Regions from separate parts of the Mus musculus genome. Here region 2 is linked to region 1. Evidence: chromatin contacts called from ENCODE Hi-C data. All regions are on one chromosome and are shown on one strand. Each heading gives the region's core, a stretch centred on a gene start or an enhancer-like site at or near the end of the contact. The rest is flanking DNA. Distances are from core to core; before and after follow the strand shown.

Evidence for each region. Hi-C counts contacts between places; a loop is a spot of excess contacts on that map.
Region 2: a map of T-helper 1 cell shows a loop between it and region 1 (97-fold over the local background). The contact joins the promoter of Dcun1d1 here to the promoter of Tnfsf10 in region 1. A Hi-C loop is called at or near these places in 5 of 37 maps with a recorded cell type or tissue (T-helper 1 cell, T-helper 17 cell, T-helper 2 cell and 1 more).

The regions. Positions count from the first base shown.
Region 1 is chr3:27,314,343-27,321,494 of GRCm38, reverse strand. It overlaps Tnfsf10 (tumor necrosis factor (ligand) superfamily, member 10), which reads right to left and starts at 4,418. Exons shown (of 5, transcript NM_009425.2): 1 at 4,205-4,418. The coding sequence starts at 4,348.
Region 2 is chr3:35,927,902-35,934,907 of GRCm38, reverse strand. Dcun1d1 (DCN1, defective in cullin neddylation 1, domain containing 1 (S. cerevisiae)) reads left to right here and starts at 1,942. Exons shown (of 7, transcript NM_001205361.1): 1 at 1,942-2,123. The coding sequence starts at 2,121. It overlaps Gm15952 (a long non-coding RNA gene), which reads right to left and starts at 1,830. Exons shown (of 4, transcript XR_880768.3): 1 at 1,741-1,830.

The sequences.
Region 1 (7,152 bases), core at 3,169-5,668:
CCGGAGACCATTGCTATCTGTGAATTTTGTACAGCCATTTTTCTGGAAACTTTCCCTTACCATGCAGTTCCAAACAAGACAGCAGGTCGGATGTTGCACTGTGTACTGGGCAATGTGCACAGTGCAGATTACGTGGGGGATGGGGCTGGCGAGTAGTGCCTGGCACCCACAGCCCTGGGCTCTGGCTCTACCCTGGCTCCAAAGCCCTGTCTAAACTTGGATAATTCATTTCTCCATCAGGTTCTAGACAAGGGAGTGGGGTGTTCACCATCCCTGCCACTCCTCGGCTCCCTAGAGCATATGTCTACCCAACTTGGACACGAGCAACCTGAAGTGGAGTTGGTTTTAACTCTTGTCAGTTTGGCATTCCCAGTCCCGGGGGATTTTCTGCGTTTGTATCTAGGTTCCTCCTGACATAAAGTCCAACTTTTTTCAAAGGAGGAGTTAAATCCTGATTATAAACCACTAGCCAAGTCAAGTCTAATCAGAGGAAAAGGTGGAAGGAAAGCCAGGCCATTGTGTTCACACTATTGTCAACACAGGAACTCCTCTGAGTTATTTAAAAACAAAGCATACTCTTTTAAAAAATAAAATAAAAGTGTGTGTGTGTGTGTGTGTGTGTGTGTGTGTGTGTGTGATATGCAGGGTCTCTCACAGGGCCTGGAGTTCACTAGTAAGACTACATATACCCTCAGCCAGCAAGCCTCAGGGATTCTTCAGTCTTCTCCCTGCAAGCACTGGGATTACAGGTGCATGCTGGGTAATTAGGATCAAACTTGAGTTCTCACGTGTACATAGGAAGCACTTCCCTGACTGATTCCTCCCTCCAAACACATTTCAAACATCTGGTTTATGTGCACCCCCACCCTCAGCCTTACTGGACTGAGAAATGTGATACATTGTGTTAGCATTTTGTCTTACCCCCCCCCCCCAGGTTACCTGGCAACAGCCAGGTGTGCCTGACTCTTCCCCCTCCTCTCTCTCTTGCCTTCTTGCTCTCCATCTGTCCTCTTTTCACTTCCTCCTCTCTCCCATTACCTACCCTCCCCCTTCTCTCTCCACATGTTTATGGCTGACCTCTACTCCTCTGCGCTCTCTCTCCCTCTCCCTCTCCCTCTCCCTCTCCCTCTCCCTCTCCCTCTCCCTCTCCCTCTCCCTCTCCCTCTCCCTCTCCCTCTCCCTCTCCCTCTCCCTCTCCCTCTCCCTCTCTCCCTCCCTCTCCCTCTCTCCCTCCCTTTCTCTATCTATACTACCCTCTTAACTCCCTTCCCCATGCCCTCAGGAGAAGAGATACCTCAGCATGGGCCTGCAGAGGCACCCCCTACCCCCACACCTGACTACAGGTCCACCAAACATTCTTTTCCCTGTGGTTGTATAAAACACAACATTTGGTTCCATGACTTGGATCAGAGTTCTAATCACTATCCGATCACGGGAGAGACAAATGCTAACTCTTTGAGCTTCACTTTGATTTTTGTTCAGACACTTGCTCTTCTACCCACCAGCTTTTCAAAGTGTGACTTGTTTGTTTGAGAGTTTTTCAGACCCACTTCTTTGTCTGGAGGACAGTGGTTATTACAGACTTACAAGTGGTCAAAGTGCAGACAAGATAGATGTCTGCTGGGCATGGGGTAATCTATGCCACTCCCTCACCTCAAGGTCCAGGCAACTGCAGGGCAGAAGTCTAGAGGTCTAGGCTCAGTCAGTAACAAGCAAACAATGAGCTCAAGGTTGGGTGAGTGTCTTAGTCAGGGTTTGTATTCCTGCACAAACATCATGACCAAGAAGCAAGTTGGGGAGGAAAGGGTTTATTCGGCTTACATTTCCATACTGCTGTTGATCACCAAAGAATGCAGGACTGGAACTCAAGCAGGTCAGAAAGCAGGAGCTGATGCAGAGGCCATGGAGGGATGTTCTTTACTGGCTTGCTCAGCCTGCTCTCTTATAGAACCCAAGACAACCAGCCCAGAGATGGTCCCACCCACAAGGGGCCTTGCCCCCTTGATCACTAATTGAGAAAATGCCTTACAGTTGGATCTCATGGAGGCATTTCCTCAACTGAAGCTCCTTTCTCTGTGATAACTCCAGCTGTGTCAAGTTGACACAAAACTAGCCAATACAACTGACCCCTTGTCAACTTGACACACAAACACATCACTAGTAAGCCTCAACCCTTACATTCTTATTCATCCCCAAGGTCTAAATAACTTTAAATGTCCCACAGTCTTTACATATTCTTAAAATTTCAATCTCTTTAAAATATCCATCTCTTTTAAAAATCCAAAGTCTTTTTAAATTAAAAGTCTCTTAACTGTGGGCATCACTAAAACAGTTTCTTCCTTCAAGAGGGAAAATATCAGGGCACAGTCACAATCAAAAGCAAAAATCAATCTCCAACCGTCCAATGTCTGGGATCCAACTCACGATCTTCTGGGCTCCTCCAAGGGCTTGGGTCACTTCTCCAGCCATGCCCTTTGTAGCACACGCGTCATCCTCTAGGCTCCAGATGCCTCTACTCCACTGCTGCTGCTGCTCTTGGTGGTCATCTCATGGTACTGGCATCTCCAAAACACTGCATGACCCCTTCAGTCCTGGGCCATCAATTGCAACTGAGGCTGCACTTTCACCAATGGCCTTCCATGGCCTCTCACAGTGCCAAGCCTCAGCTGCTCTGCTCAACTCCTTCATGCCTTCAAAACCAATACCACCTGGGTGACCCTTACATATTACCAAGTCCCGCTGCAGCAGGAGTGCAACCTTGGCTATCTCTGGAACACAGCCTCTTTGTGCTTTCAGAAAACACTTCCCAGAAGATGTCACCTCAATGATGCTGGTCTCTTCTTAATCACCGCTAATTTCTTAGCTCCAGCTAACCAGCATCAATAGTCCCAGTAATGCAAAGTTTTTGCTTTAGTAGTTCTGGTATCTTGTTAATCACAGCTGATTCTTCAGCCCCAGCTAACCAGAACTACAGAATCTTCACAATCAAAACAGCAATGGCCCTGAAAAGAGTCTTTAATTTTCCCTCTGAAATTTCACAAACCAGACCTCCATCTTCTACAGTGTTCTCAACATTATCTTCCAAGCTCCTGCACAACCTCCAACAGAGCTCTTAACAATGGATGGATCTTCAAGCCCAAAGTTCCAAAGTCCTTCCACAATCCTCCCCAAAACATGGTCAGGTTGTCACAGGAATACCCCACTATGCTGGTACCAATTTGTCTTAGTCAGGGTTTGTATTCCTGCACAAACATCATGACCAAGAAGCAAGTTGGGGAGGAAAGGGTTTATTCGGCTTACATTTCCATACTGCTGTTGATCACCAAAGAATGCAGGACTGGAACTCAAGCAGGTCAGAAAGCAGGAGCTGATGCAGAGGCCATGGAGGGATGTTCTTTACTGGCTTGCTCAGCCTGCTCTCTTATAGAACCCAAGACAACCAGCCCAGAGATGGTCCCACCCACAAGGGGCCTTGCCCCCTTGATCACTAATTGAGAAAATGCCTTACAGTTGGATCTCATGGAGGCATTTCCTCAACTGAAGCTCCTTTCTCTGTGATAACTCCAGCTGTGTCAAGTTGACACAAAACTAGCCAATACAGTGAGAGTTCAGAAAAACTACATGGAGAGTTAGGGAGAAAAACAGCTGACATCTATCTCTAGGCTCCACAGCACCATGTGCTGTCCTCCCTCTTCCTCTCTCCCTCTGTCTCTCTCTCTCTTCCTCTCTCTCCTTCTCTGTCCCTCTCTACCTCCTTCTTCCTCTTTTCCTCCCTCTCTCCCTCTTCTTCTCTTCTTCCTCTCTCCCTGTCTTCCTCTCTCTTCCCCTCTCTCTCTATCTCTCTATCTCTCTTACACACACACACACACACACACACACACACACACGGAACTCTAGAGTACTTCACACAAAGCATTTGTGCCAAGTGACACCACTAACTGCACCCTGCACAGACACTTTTGAAATGATAGCAAACTTTCTTGGAGGTGCCGGTATATCCATTTGTAGTTTTCATAGCCTGTTCTGTTACTACAACTGCTTGGAAGTCTGCCAACTTGCAGTTTTATAAAGCCCTCTCTTTATTAGCAGTTAAGAGTCTGCACTTGGGAAAGGCATATTTTAATCTACAGCTAAGCTTTCAAAGAAGAGCAAGCTAAGCGGCAAAGCCAAGAGAGGCTGCTGCTGAGAGCACACGGCCACTCACCTGCTTCATCTCGTTGGTGAAGTACATGTAAGTCACAGCCACAGACACAGCCTGCAGGAGCACCTGCAGGAGCACTATGCAAATCACCATCATCCTGAAGTGCTGACTGAAGCTGAGGTCCTTCAGGGCCCCTGAGGAAGGCATACTGCTGTCCAGGTCTGACTTCCCAATGCAGACTTGCAGCCCAGCAGCAGTGCCTGAGAAGGTCACAGTTAGAAGGCGGAGTGCCCATGCAGTTTCTTTTTACTGTTGAGACCAAAAGTGAAACTAAGCAAGTCAGGAAGGTGACGAGGACGTAGTGCACAGAAACCCTCCAGCTAGGAGAGCTCGCCCTGATGGTGCTGGAAAGCCTAGATCCAGCGCTCTGAGATCTAACCCATCTATGAACTGCTGGAGCACCTGAAGGAGCTGCAGGATCTCCTGGACAAAGGACAAAGGACAAAGGACAAAGGACAAAGGGACCGGGAGGGGTCTCAGTGAGGATCCAAAATTTAAGGCGTCACAGGAGCCAGAGACTGCTGAAGGCAACAATGACTCATTGCTATAGACATTTGCAAGTGAAGATGTGTGGACAGAGGGATAAACTGTGGGACACACTAGGACACCACAGCTTCCATGGTGGGATGTTTTCTATGCTCTGTTTTGGTTTATTTAGTTTGTTTTGTGTGTTTTTATCTGGGGGGAGTTTCAAGGGCAGACGGTGATTATGAGGGGACAGGGAGATGAATGGGACCGGGGTGCATGATGTGAAACACACACACACAAAGTTTGTTTGTTTGTTTGTTTGTTTGTTTTTTAAAACTGTTTTAAAAAACAGAAATCCCAGCTGTTCAATTTTACCAATGAAAACTCAGGAGCCAGATGCTGAGATGATAACTTCCTAGCTCTGAGAGGCAGAGAAAGCACCCAGCTGACCTTCCTACTCCATCCCAGAAGGAAAGAATCCTTTCTTCTCCACGCTGTCTTAAACACTCGAAGACCCCCTTTCTGTTCACTATGTTCACTCCCTGTCAGATGGTTACTGGCTCTGCCTCTTGACCTAGGGTTGACTTTGTTAAAAGGGCTTTGCTAGGGCTGAGCCACACCACCACGAGTTTACAGCAGACAGACAGAAAGCTCTAGGGTCAAAGGCTGGGACGTATCACAGTTAGAAACAGTTCACAATCTCAGGTTCACAGTGTGATCAGATGGCCTGCAGCAACCACCTCCAGCTTCTGGCCCAATGTTTGTGACTCTGAGGCCTCTGCAGGTTCTAGCAACAGTGTTGCTATTTCTAATGGTGCCAGTTCCCAAGGGCCATAGGACATCTTTCTGGCTGGTATCTCATGGTGGGGAACAAAACGGAATCCATTTCAACTCAAATTCTCTCAGGTCTGCAGCTGCTTCCCACCTCCCAGAAGGATTCCTTTGGAGCCTGCTTAACTACAAAGCCAAGGCTCCCTCACAGCACGGGAGGCTGTCACCTGCTAAAAGGTCTTTAGAAGTAGTACTCTACTGTGGTGCTGTAACTAAGTTACCATCTTCCTGAGACAGTCTCTCACTGAAGCTGAAGCTCACACAGGGATCTTCCTGTCTCCACCTCCGGGCACTGATTGGGATCGCAGCCACAGACCACCAGGCCCACCTGTGAGTGCTGGTAATCCAAGCTAAGGTCCTCGTGCTCACACAGAGAACACTTTACCGTCTCCCCAGCCCCAACCATTGCCTCGTTTTACTGACGTGGGAGTTTAAAATGGCGTTTCCATTTTGCTTTTATTTTTTTTTTTTTTGAAAGGGAATCAAGAGCAATCTGTGTGACCTGTAAAAACAACATAAACCAAATAGTCATATTCCTTTGCCTGTGTGTTAATAGCCACATTTTGTTTCTCTTTCTTTTATAATAGTATTTTTTTATTCCTTGACACTTACACAATGACATAGTCAATTTCAGTTGTCAACTCAACATACCTGAAAAGACAGAACATCAATTAAGGAATTGGTAATATTGGACCATCCTCTGGGAGTATCTTTCTTGATTGTTAGTTGACATGGAAGGACCTAGACCACTGTGGGCAGTACCATTCCTGGGTAGACAAGTCTGAGCTGTATAACAGAGGAAACTGAACAAGCTAGAGAAGCAAGCCAGTAAGCAATATGTTTCCATGGTCTCTACTTCAGTTCCTGCCTTTGCTCTCCTTAAAGATGAACTTTAACCCATAAGCCTGATAAATACTTTTCCCCCCCTCAAGTGAGTTTTGGTCAATGTTTTACAACAGCAAAGAGTGCTAACTAGGACAGACTATGTGTACTGACTGTGTGCATCTACCACAGACTCTCTCCAGCCCCCTCTAGTGTCCCAACTCCACGTCATTTCCAGATGCATGCCCTCTTTTTTGTTTTGTATGAATTAGTTCAAAACACATGAGTGTGTAGCCATCTACTGGATCATGGGCAACCTGTCAGCAACCACAACCCCCAAGGAGAATAATTCTCCCTTCCTCTGCAGGCATCAACTGCCAGTAGCTTTCCTTATGTGGGGATGAGACTTTGAGAGCCCCACCCCCTCTGTGCTGGGATGTTGACTGGCTGATCTTCTGCAGGTAACCATAGCTGCTGTGAACTGATATGTGATACAGCCATGTTGTATCCAAATGACAGCCTCCCACAGTTCTCACCCCTATCTTAAGGCCCCATCAGTCATTCTGCTCTCTCTTCCTGGAAGTTCTCTAAACTTTCAGGAAGATAGGAGGTTGATATCACAGCTAGGTACCTAGAGTCACTAACACTTGGCACTTCGACCATTTATGAGTCTCTGCTTTAATCTTTTTATAGATTCTCTAACCAAATATTGACTGGCATGCTCGCACTATGAAAATCTGCAAGTCAGAGCTGTGCATGTGCCAGCCTCTGCTACTCTACAATAAGTCTTAGGAGTGCAGTCATGGCTTGCTTTGCTTTGGGTCCCACAA
Region 2 (7,006 bases), core at 693-3,192, 8.6 Mb before region 1:
ATTGCAGAAATCCAGAGTAGGAAATAAACTGTAGTAACCGAGAGAACACATTATAAGCAGATTGTCTGGGTCTAGTTCCTAGATTTACTACTTGCTGTGTGACATTAGGCATGTTACTTACCCACTCTGTATGTCAGTGCTCCCTACAAAATAGGTGTAGCTGCAACCTGAAGTTTGCTTGAGTGTTAGAGGCTTAGTACAACACATGGCGGATCCTCACTCTTGTGACCTAGTGTGTCAGGGACAAAATAAGACCAAACCAGGAAGCTTGGTACCGAAACAGGAGCTGCATTGAGTGGGGGTCATGACAAAGGGAGTGGAAAGATGAGGGAGAGACCTGCCTATGACTCCAGACAGGCTCACGTTAGGAAAGTTCTCGGAGACTTTGAGGAAGAGCCTCCAGTCTGCATTGCAGACAGACACCTCTGGTGTAGAAGGAAAAGTACAGAGAAGATGGGGTGGGAGACATACTTGCCTGCAATCCCAGGCCGCACTGTTGGCTGTTAGCCTGGGCAACATAAAGAAACTCCATCTCAAAAGGGGATGGAGAAAGGAGGGTCCCAATGAGAGATGAACCCTATTAAAGGGCAGGGGAAGAATTCGGGTTTACTCAGATGATGAACTCGGCGAGCTTAGACTAAGGGAGATGGGCAGTTCTGATATTTAGCTTATGTGATGAAAAAGCAGGGGAATGCAGGTTTAGGGATAAGATTTTGGCTTTGTAGAGCTTTGGGGGGGTCTGTGGGATGAGCAGAATTTGTGCTTAGGGCATGCCGCTGCCGAGCTTTAGATAAGATTTTGGACTCACTGGGATATGGGCAGGGTCTAGGAAAAAGGAATATATGAAGAGATTCAGGGATGGTTCTGGAAAGCCCACCACTGAAAAGCCAGAGTTAGCTAGCAAAGAAGAATGGTAAGTGAAGGGGAGACTATAAATAAATCAAGTCATGAAAAATTATGGGAATTCTAGGAGGACGTGTTCAAATTCAGGAGAGAAAGAGGTCAAGTGGAACTAAGAATCACCCCTTGGAGTTGGCACTTAGGAAAAAAAGAGCTTTAAGAAAACCTACAAGCTATTGTTGCAATAGTCTAATGAAGTGTAGCAAGAGACTGAGTCCTCTTCGTTAATATTTTAAGTTGCTAGGCTGAGTTCCTAGAGAATAACCACAAGTGTGATCTAGTTTCACCCTTGCTACTTGGTATTTTCTTAGGGCCTGGCGAGAAGATGCCACATCAGCGCACACACACGCACACGCGCGCGCGCGTACACACACACACTCGCATTGATGGTGTAAAGAATGAATGGGTGACAACAGGTCTGCAGTGCCAAAGATCTGCCTCTGCAGGGCTCTGGGAGCCCCCACCACGTGGCTAGTTCTAAGCAGTAGCAGGAAGCTCCGAGGAGGAGTGACAACAGTTGTTTTAACAGAAACTTTAAGATTGTTAGCTTCTAGGGGTGATCTGGTGGTATTTGCCGGTGGTAAAGGGAGACCCACGTTTGGTGATGAAGATGCGGATGACATATATAAACCTGGGCAATCTTGGACAGCTTTTTCTATGTGCCGTACCTTTGTTTTATTTCCTCTCTCTGCAGGGAGTACTGTATTTCCTTCTCCTTGCAGCACACACTTGTCTTCTGGCCCACAGCTCAGCAGGCAGGCTAGGTCAAGCTTGGCCCGTCCACCAGGCATGACAGTGGCTCTAGGCGCAATAGTCTCCCGGATTCTTCCAAAAACTTACCTGGGAACTCTGACGTGGAGCTATTAGGAGCGCACGGAGGACAGGACGCGGCCGTGACGAGGGCGCCCTGAGTGGGGGCGCAGGCAGGGCCCCGGCGCTTCGTCCTCACTGTGCCCGCGGCCGCCCGCCGCGCGGGTCTCAGCGTGTGTCCGCAGCCCGGGCTGCCGGGTCGCCCGGCCGCTCGTGCCACGGATGCCGGCAGGCCAGGCCGCCCACCCCGGGGCCCGCGCCCTCCGCCTCCCGCGGCCCGGCCGCTCCGCGGGCCGCCGCACTGCGCATGAGCGGGAGCCCGGCGAGCCCGTGAGAGGCGCCGCCGCCGCCGCCGCCGTCCATTCGCTGCGGAGCCGGAGGAGGAGGGGAGAGGTCCGGAGGACACCAACATGGTGAGGAACCGCGGCGCCGTGCCGCCCGGCCCGGGCCCCCGGCCCCGCCGCGCTCCGCTACCGCTGCTCAGCCGGCGCCCAGCTCGGCCCGTCCCTCCCCGGCGCCGCCGCTACGCGAGGGCCCGGCAGCGGAGCGCGGCGGGGCCTAGTCGCCGGAGCGGGGCCGGGCGCGGAGGCGTTGGGGGACGGCCCGCGCCCCATTGTGCGGCCAGGCGGCGCCTGGGCAGCGGGCCTGGCGCTGCCTGGTCCCGGCCGGGCCCCTCGGTGCTGGCGGCCCTGGCGAGCCGGCGTCGGCCTTGCTGGTCCGCGCTGGCGCCAGGCGCCAGGCGCCCGGGAGTTGGGGCGGCTCGGCTGAGGCTCGGTCCCTGCGAGGGGACTGGGAGGCTCCGGGCTGCGGACGGAAGTGCAGCCGGGGGACCCGAGACCTGCTGCCTTCCGAGCGCCTGCTCTATGTGCTTGGGGTGGGAGGAGTAATTGCTTTATTATAGCAGTTAGGGACCATTTGTGATTCTTAAGAAACAGTTTGTCAAGTTGCTCCTCTCCTGGTTTTTGTTTGGGTGAGAAAAAGTCACGGAAGCTGGAAGACGCTGTGGTGAGCTGAGTCCTTTGTCATTAAGTACCTGGCGCTGCTGGTCACTGCTTTTCAGTTTGGAAGTATACAGTCACACCTTGTTGAAGTTCCCGGCTGGCTGCTGGGAGAAGAGTAAAAGTGATGAGGTCCTTCGCTCCGGAGAGCTGAAAGGCTTCTTTGGGGAGGGTGTATGCCCAGTCTTGAGTCGTGGGGGGTTGATTTTCGCTCAGTGACACTTATATGGCCCCAGCCTTGGTGTCATGTGTTGATTATGTGTTTAGGTCCCAACAGAGTCAAGATTTCTCTTCTGTGCTTACGTTCGTAAAACTTTATATTTGTAAGGAAGTTCCGGTTAGTGTTTGGATTGAGAGTACAGTAAAAGTTCAGAGACCCAAGAGAGAGTTTGCAGGTTCTCCTTTAATTATTTGAACAGGCCTTGGATATTACTCCTGAACCCCCAAGAGTTTCCACTCTCTTACTGGGGTGCTTTCAGCAGGCTAAAATAATAGAGTGCGCGTCTCTGATGGACATTCATCACGAGTATGTATGCAGTTTCCCACAGTCCACATCAGACACCTGCCCTCGAACCCAGTGCCTGCCAGTGCTCATTAGGAATATAGGATTCATGCCGTTTCAGTGAGAGCTAGGGTTAGGACTTGTAGCCTTCTGTTCCTTTGGTTAATATTAAATCAGCTCATTTTGGAGCTTAGCCATACGTCATGCAATCGTACTGGTTGTGGTTCCTGGTTGTTAAGATGTCCTTAACTTAAGGCACTTTCTATGCCTTTACTCATTTTCTGTCACATGTACAGTCTAGGTATGATCTTGTTAGTTTAGAAAGTCAATATGGGTCCATAAGAATCTTATAGTAAAAATATTTCATTATAAATTTATAGTTGTTTTCCTAGACGTTATAAAATGGTTTGGTAAGACTGTTAGGAGTTTTGTTTTTGGTATGTGTACCACAACTAATTTCTACAACACAAATTATTGTCCGTTTTAGGAAAGACATAATAATAGATTATCTCACTTATTTTTATAAGGGGGAGGGAAAAAAACCCCACAAGCTACCTACCTCTCATACTCACACAGAGACCAAAAATAGCCCAGGGCTGGGATCAAACCTAGGCAGGGTTTCATGCTTGATAGGCAAGTGTATTTTAAGAAGTATTCAAAACATCTGAGTTTTTCCCCCTTATTTATTAGATGTCAGGACAGGGTTTGTTAACTTCTAAAGTTCTACCATGTTTAATAATTTTATGATTCCAATGATTTTTTTAAATGTGTAAGATATATGCAGATGCTGTAATTTATTAGATTTTTATAAATTACATAAGCCTTTAGACCTACAGTGTCTTAGATCACTTGATATGTTTCCTCCCCCTTTACAGAAGTAGACATTGAGGCTCCAGAAGGTTTGGAGGTTCAGGTTTATAAGATGGTTCAAAAATATAACTATTTTCTCCCAGTCTATCCTTTCTTGGTATTTGTGGTACATATAAATAAGTCTTTAAAAATCTCGTGAACTTTAGAAGAATGGTTGAAAATTGAATTAAAGATTAAATTATAATAAAAAGGAAAATAACTAGTATAGTAACTACGTTAAGTAGCAGAATTAAAAATAATGGGTTGCTAATTACTGCCTTAATGAATTTAAAATGTGTAGACTTTGAAATGTATACTTATATTTTCTGCAAATAGCAGGCCCTAAAATGCAATGTGTAAATCTGTCCTGGGTTGTCTTTTAGGATTTGTTGCGTATCCTCCGTATATCCACAAGTAAAGTTAAAAGAAGGTCTGATTGCTTTTACTATTCATTAGGTATCTGCCATGTATCTCACACTGTGAGATATATCTGTATGGATCAGACAGAAACCTGGAAAAGTCAGACAGAAATCTAGGAAAGTCAAAAAATAAACATTGTATATATTTCTTTCCCTACAGTTGGGTGTTACATGTTATGGGGGCGAGACAGTATCAAGGGAAGGGGATGATCACGGGAGTACTAGGGCCAGGTGGTGGAAGTGTGGATACAAAATAACAAAATCGTGTTTGCAGGACTGATAGATAACACCTGAGCAAATCGGGAGTCGAAGAAGACGGAAAGAGCTTTTGTGAGGCTGGTAGCCAGAGAGCAGTGTGTGGCATGAGTTGAAGAGGTCACTAGAGTAAAGACGGGAAGTAATAGGTTGTGCTTTGCCTGGTGAACATTGGAAAGATACCAGAGTTTTTCAGAGACAGGAAGCACTGCGTGGTAAACTCTGAGCGGTATGGCAGCTTTTCTTTGTCTCAGGTATCCTGTTACAATATGATAGTCATTTTAAGGCAGTCTTTTACTTACAAGACTCTCATTAAAGTTTGGGTATTTTTAATGTGGGCTATGTATACAGAGTTTTGAATTCTGTTTCACAATATAATGGTAACACACCATTTCCCTCTAGCTGTTCTAGGGGTAATTAAAAAACCATTTTCTTAAATTGTTGGATGTTTTGGTGATTTGGTACATCAGTGACTGTGTGCAGAAAACTTGGCTTTTAAGGAGAGAAGAAATTGAGATTGTGAGAACATAGTGCCTGCTAGTCTGACAGCTGATAACGATGTATCCTACTCCCACTGTGGAGTAGGCAGCATCACCACCTCCTGTCAGCAGAGCTGCAAATGTCTTGGTGGTTCTTAGCGATGTGAGCAAGGAGAAGAGCTGGGATAGGAAAGAAAAGAGACTACACACAGGGTCCTTAACTCCATACTTGATTCCTCCTCTAGTTCTCACCCCCCCCCCCCCCCGTTTTACAAAAAGCAAGCAATATTTCACTACTGATATGGAATCTCTGGCTAGTCTGACTCTAGTTTCTTACATTGAATACAACCTAGTTGCTTCTATTTTAAATCAAATGTCCTGATATAAATATTAAATATGTAATTGAAAACTAAAGCTTTTGGTATATGGTGAAAAACATTGTAAATAAACTGAGTGTGGGTTGTTTTTTCTTTTTAAGTTGCAAAAGAGCAGGACTCACTTGAGTCTAGTGTCTTTTTATTTGGGTCTTTTAGGTTGGGGCATATATAAAGACAAATCAAGGGAAGCCCTTTTCACACACAGCTTTTGAGGTGCTAAGGCTCGTGCATGGTAAACAAGTATTCTACCATTGCCTACAGCCCCGGCCCCAGGCCCGGCCCCAGCCCCAGCCCCAGCCCCAGCCCCAGCCCCAGCCCCAGGAAAGTCTCTTTTTAAAGGACAAGATGTTCAGTGCTGGGCATGATGATGCATACTTGTAATGGCAGCATGCAGGGAGGTGAAACAGGAGGATCACTAGTGGGAGTTCAAGGCCAGCCTGGCAACATAATGAGTTCGGAGACAGCCAGGGCTATATAGTAAGACCCTACCCTCAAAGCAAGCAAACAAACGAACAACAACAAATCAAAACATAAATAAATAGCACTCACTATGTAGTGTTGGGGCCACGGTGGTGTCGGCCATGACAGTTGATGAAGAGAAACAGTACCAAGTGGGATTCAGTTGGTGTGTGGACAGAAACAAGTCCCTGGGTGGCTAAGTGATTGCTTTGACACACTACTTAAGGTTCATACTCCTCAGCCAAGAGAAAGCACCCCAAAGCCATTTTCAATATATTTGTAAAATGTTTTAAAATTGTGGGTCTGCATTGTAAAAATTTAAGAGATTTACTTTTGAACAGTAATTTTCTAAAAAAAAAAAAAAAAAAAAATATTGAGTTACACTTTTGAATCCCTCACCATTGAGCACAGTGATCAGTTGAAGTATATACTACTTACCTCCTTTTTAGGTTGCTGCATTTTAATTTTTATTTACCACTTATGGGCCTGAGTGTTGGTAGAGTGCTTTATAAAGCCTTGGGTTTCATTCCCATGACCCTATAAGCTGACCATGATGGTACATGCCTGTAATCCCAGCATACTAGAGGCCTAGACAAGAGGGTCAGAAGTTAAGGGCATCCCTAGCTTTGTGTGGGACACATGAGCAGTCCCCACCTTACATTTAGAGTGTTTACTGCATTATAAGTATTGTTTAAGATTTGAGTAGATAAGGAATCCTAAAATTAGATTCCACTTTTTAAGGATCTTTATGAAACAAATACTGTATTAACTGTTGAATGCTAGCCATTGTAGTTATCTATAAAAATTTAAAAATACTCAGTTCTTTGGGCTTTTTTCTATCTTTTCCCCCTCTTTTTTCATAGAAAAATATTTATAGAAAGAGAAAAAATTTTCTAATATTTTTGTTTATTTTTGAGATGAGATTGCCAAGGCTAGTTTCCAACTCTTGGGTTCAAAT